Linked DNA regions of Homo sapiens: region 2 is linked to region 1. Evidence: chromatin loops called from intact Hi-C (ENCODE). Cell type or tissue: tibial artery. All regions are shown on one strand.

What was found. A loop is a pair of places that touch in the nucleus more often than their neighbours do. Peaks named below come from ENCODE experiments on the same cell type or tissue, not always from the same donor. Only the 100,000 strongest peaks of a DNase experiment are listed, where the experiment ranks them.
Region 2: it touches region 1 in a loop (2.3-fold over the local background); 12 of 110 quality-filtered maps call a loop at or near these places.

Annotation. Positions count from the first base shown.
Region 1 is chr1:9,083,785-9,086,284 of GRCh38, forward strand. It overlaps a transcript of SLC2A5 not described here. Among named protein-coding and RNA genes, the nearest start is that of SLC2A5, 15 kb to the left of the region's middle. In tibial artery, no CTCF peak of the experiment used is centred here; a DNase peak (open chromatin) is centred at 1,299.
Region 2 is chr1:8,923,573-8,926,072 of GRCh38, forward strand. All of the region lies in intron 1 of LINC03153 (long intergenic non-protein coding RNA 3153), which reads right to left. Among named protein-coding and RNA genes, the nearest start is that of LINC03153, 2.1 kb to the right of the region's middle. In tibial artery, no CTCF peak of the experiment used is centred here; no DNase peak of the experiment used is centred here.

The DNA.
Region 1 (2,500 bases):
ATTGCACTCCAGCCTGGGCAACAAGAGTGAAACTCCATATCAAAACAAAGAAACAAACAAACAACACATACTAAACCCGGCCAGGCACGGTGGCTCACGCCTGTAATCCCAGCACTTTGGGAGGCCGAGGCGGGCGGATCACGAGGTCAGGAGATCGAGACCATCCTGGCTAACACGGTGAAACCCCGTCTCTACTAAAAATACAAAAAATTAGCCGGGCAAGGTGGCGGGCGCCTGTAGTCCCAGCTACGCGGGAGGCTGAGGCAGGAGCATGGCGTGAACCTGGGAGGCGGAGATTGCAGTGAGCCGAGATAGCGCCACTGCACTCCAGCCTGGGCGACAGCGAGACTCCGTCTCAAAAAAAAAAAAATAATAATAATACTAAACCCACATCCACCAGTGCCATGACAGTTCCTGGGACATCCATATTTGGCATAAAAACAGGTAACACCACAATTTTGAGAAACCCTCACCTTTTTCCAGGAATCTTCATAAATATCCCACCCCTTGGTTAAAGAAACCCATAAAGGTGGAAGCTCCCAACCCTGCTGGGTGCAACTCTCTCTTGAGTAGGCCCGAACTCTCCTTTCTTGAGTGTGTACCTTTTGCTTTGCAATAAATCTCTGTACTTTCACTATTTTCTGACTTGTCCTTGAATTCCTTCTGGCAAAGGTGTCAAAAGCCTGGACACTGCCTGCGGTTAAGGTCCCACTGGCGTTTGGGGACCTCCTCTAGCCCACTGGCATCAGAAACATTACACAAATCAGCTCACACTATAAATCAGCCCCGGGCCCACCATCCCAGCCTGTTGAACATGTTCCAGCACATCACGGACTCTGGTACTACATCAGGCACCAGATCCAGATAACATATCTTGCATCTCACCCAGGATCTTGAGAAACACGCTTTGGAAGCCAGCAGCCCTATGGGGGCAGCCACACCATGTGAGCATCGGCCACACCCTTGGGTGGCCCTGGAACCAGACCATCCTCCAGCCCCCGTTGGTCTGGAAACCAGCAACAGCCCCATCACCTGGGAGCTGGTTAGAAAAATGCAAAATCCACTTCACTCCAGACCTGCTGAATCAGAACCTGCATTTTGGCCACATCCCTGGTGGTTCAAGCTCACATTTAAGTTCGAGAAGCTCTGCTCTAGGCTTTTCCTGAATGTGGCGCATCAGTGATTCCTCCCGGCCCCAAGGCCTCTGTGCCCAACCAGGACTGACTTACCCCGGCCTTGCACAGCACCCGCAGGACTCTCCTTGGTGTTGATGTGGGCACTGGCTGACTGCCACAGCACTCTATGCCTGCTCTCTGACTCTGTCACGCGTCTGCTTTTCCTCCTGGGATAATGTGGTGCTGGTGTTGATGAAAAGAGTCAAACTGTAAAATATTTTTAGAGATTTATTCTGAGCCAAGTATGAGTGACTACGGCCTATGACACAGCCCTCAGGGGGTTCTGAGAACATGTGCCCAAGGGTACAGCTTGCTTTTCTACATTTTAAGGAGGCATGAGACATCAATCAAACACATTTAAGAAATACATTGTTTTGGTCTAGAAAGGCGGGACGATTCAAAGGTGGGGGAGGGTTCTTCCAGGCTATAGGTAAATTTAGACACTTTCTGGTTGATAATTGTTTGAATTTGTCTAAAGACCTGGGATTAAACAGAAAGGAATGTCTGTAAGATAAGAGGTTGTGGAGACCAAAGTTTTACCATGCAGATGAAGCTTTTAGCTAGCAGGCTTCAGAGAGAATAAGTTGCAAAATGTTTTTTATCAGCCTTAAAGTCTGTGTCACTGTTGGTGCTGGAGAGGTTTGATGAGGCATGTTCGAACCCCACTTCCATTATGGCCTGAAACAGTCTCTCAGGTTAAGTTTTAAGAGCCCTGACTGAGGAGGAAGTTCATTCAGATGGTTGTGTCGGGAGGGCGGCTTAGAATTTTACCTTTGGTTACACTGGGGTGGCAGTGGTGCAGGACGGGGCAGGTTTGCTCCCCTCCAGGCCAAGACAAGTGCTGGCTGCAGAAAGGTTTTATCTGCTGGTATTTGAAAAGCTTTCCCTGATGCAACGGGCCCAGGCAAATCCTGGGAGTTCTGCTGTCTGCCAGGGAGAAAAGCTGAAGGGAGGAAGGGTCTGATCCCATCTCTGGTATCATGGTCCTAAGAAATTGCTGGAAATGCTTTCCTCATTAACAGGTACTGCCCAACAAGAATAAGTCTTCCCTCCCAGGTCCTCTGTTGACTGCTGAGGATGGGCCTGGGGCCCTGAGAACAAAGGAAGGGAACTAGTTAATATGAAGTGGGACAGGGAGTTCAATCTTCATGATCACTTGGATAATGAAGAAAGGCTAACTAGCAGGGATAATGACAGCTGGACTTTCTCAAGGGCTCTTTCTCCAGCTTAGTCATTGCCTGAAGTGTAACTGCCCGATGGGTTCTTTCTGCCCGCTACACAGACAAAGTCAATTGACTGAAACCATGGCATTGCAGTAAAGGAAG
Region 2 (2,500 bases), 160 kb before region 1:
GATCTTTTAGTCAAATTCAAAGCGTCTATCACTTCCTCCAGTCTCCCTCCACCGGAGTCTCTCCTGCTTCTCGCGCTACTTCAGCCCCTGACCCCTCTCCCCAGTACCCACTTCCCGCCTCCCTTGTTGATCCAATTATGTATGACACCACCACCCCTTCCTTAGCCACTCACCATGACCCCATCAAAATTTGGCTCAAAGACCCTTCCAAATTTCCCAATGTCCCCCAGTACCCTATTTCTCTGACTCACCAAAGAGGCCTACAGACCATCATAAACAAGCTCCATGCATGTGGTCTTCTTAGACCAACACGTTCCCCATATAACACCCCCATTCTCCGTTAAAAAATCAGATGGCTCATACTGACTTGTCCAGGAACTCTGAGCCGTCAATCAAGCTGTCCTCCCTATTCATCCCATAGACCCCAACCCATATACGCTTCTCTTTCTCATCCCTCTGACACAACCCATTACACTGCTATTGACCCAAAGGATGCCTTGCTCTTTCGCCAGGCTGGAGTACAGTGGTGTGATCTCAGTTCACTGCAACCTCTGCCTCCTGGGTTCAAGTGATTCTCCTGCTTCAGCCTCCTGAGTAGCTGGGACTACAGGTGCCCACCACAGCATCTGGCTAAATTTTGTATTTTTAGTAGAGATGGGTTTTCACCATCCTGGCCAGGCTGGTCTTGAACTCCTGACCTCATGATCCACACGACTCGGCCTCCCAAAGTGCTGGGATTACAGGTGTGAGCCACTACACCCAGCCAAGGATGCCTTCTTCACCATTCCTTTATACCTGGATTCCCAAGACCTCTTTGCTTTCACCTGGACTGACCCTGACATCCTCCAGTCACAACAACTCACATGGACTGTCCTCCCTCAAGGCTTCAGGGATAGCCCTCATTTCTTCGGACAAACTTTCACCCAGGACCTCACCTCCTTAGACCTCTCTCCTAGCCGTCTCCTTCAGTATGTGGATGACCTTCTCCTTTGCAGCCCTTCTCTAAAAGACTCTCAAACTCACACAGTCACTCTTTTAAACTTTCTCGCTGCCAAAGGGCATAGAGTTTCCCCTTCCAGGGCTCAGCTCTCCATCCCCAAAGTGACTTGCTCAGGAGTTCAACTTTCTCCTGGGGCCCAGGCTATGACCCAGCCTGAGCAGCACTCATAAACAATCTGCCCCCGCCTTCCTCCAAAGATGAAATCCTTTCCTTTCTAGGGCTGGCAGGCTTTTTTAGAATACAGATTCCCAACTTTGCCCTTCCGGCTCACCCCCTCTATGAAGCAGCCAAAGTCCCCCTCAATGAACTCCTAAACCCCTCATATAACATACTCCCCAATTTCCACAAACTCCAAACCACTCTTCTCACTGCACCGGCTCTGTCCTTACCTGATATCACCCAACCTTTCACTGTCTGTACTGCCGAGAACCAAGGAACAGCCCTCAGTGTACTAGGGCAACAGAAGAGAAATCCTCCTTCCTTTGCCCCTGTAGCCTACCTCTCTAAACAACTCGATAACACAATCAAAGGGTGGCCTGCTTGTCTTAGGGCTTTAGCAGCAGCAGCCATTCTAGCTCTAGAAAGCAGGAAACTAACATTCGGACAAAACACCACCATCCACAATCCTCATAATCTACAAGATCTCCTCACCTCCCGAGCATTAAGCTCCCTTCCTCCTTCCCGGATTCAATCACTCCATGCTCTCTTTATCAAAAATCCTGAATTCAGCCTTGCCAAGAGTGCTACCCTCAACCCAGCATCCTTCCTGGGAATACCTTACTCCCTGTATCCTCTTCCCCTCCTACTCATTCTTGCACTGAAATCCTAGACCACCTGCAGCCACATTTCCCAAACATTTCCTCTGAGACTCTCACCAACCCTGATGACCAGCTATTCATAGATGGCTCCTCTTCTGGGACCACTGGCTCCCCCAAAATTGCTGGATACGCAGTTGTTTCTCTTGACTGAGTAATTGAAGCCAAGCCCCTACCTCCAGGAACCTCCTCCCAAAAAGCAGAACTTACAGCTTTCACCAGAGCCCTAACCCTTTCCAAAGGCAAATGAGTCAACATTTATACAGACTCCAAATATGTCTATCACATCCTTCATTCCCACACCACCATCTGGCAAGAGAGGGGATTCCTTACTGCCAAAGGGAACCCCATCACTAACGGCCCCCTTATTTACCAACTCCTTCAGGCTGTACACCTGCCAACTCAAGCAGGAGTTATACACTGTCAAGGACCCCAAACAGGATCAGATAACATTTCAAGAGGGAACAGAAAGGCTGATGAAGCAGCAAAAGAAGCCTCCCTTTCTTCTGCCCCTGCTTCTCTCCTCCTCATTGCCCCTGCAGTCCAACCCCAGTATTCCCTCACTGAGAGAGCTTCACTACTACAATGAGGGTCTCTGCCTTTATAGACAAAGCCCTCACCCTCGCCGGAAACTATCCTACCACCTTAGCTAACAGAGCTACCAAACTCCTCTCCACATGTACTG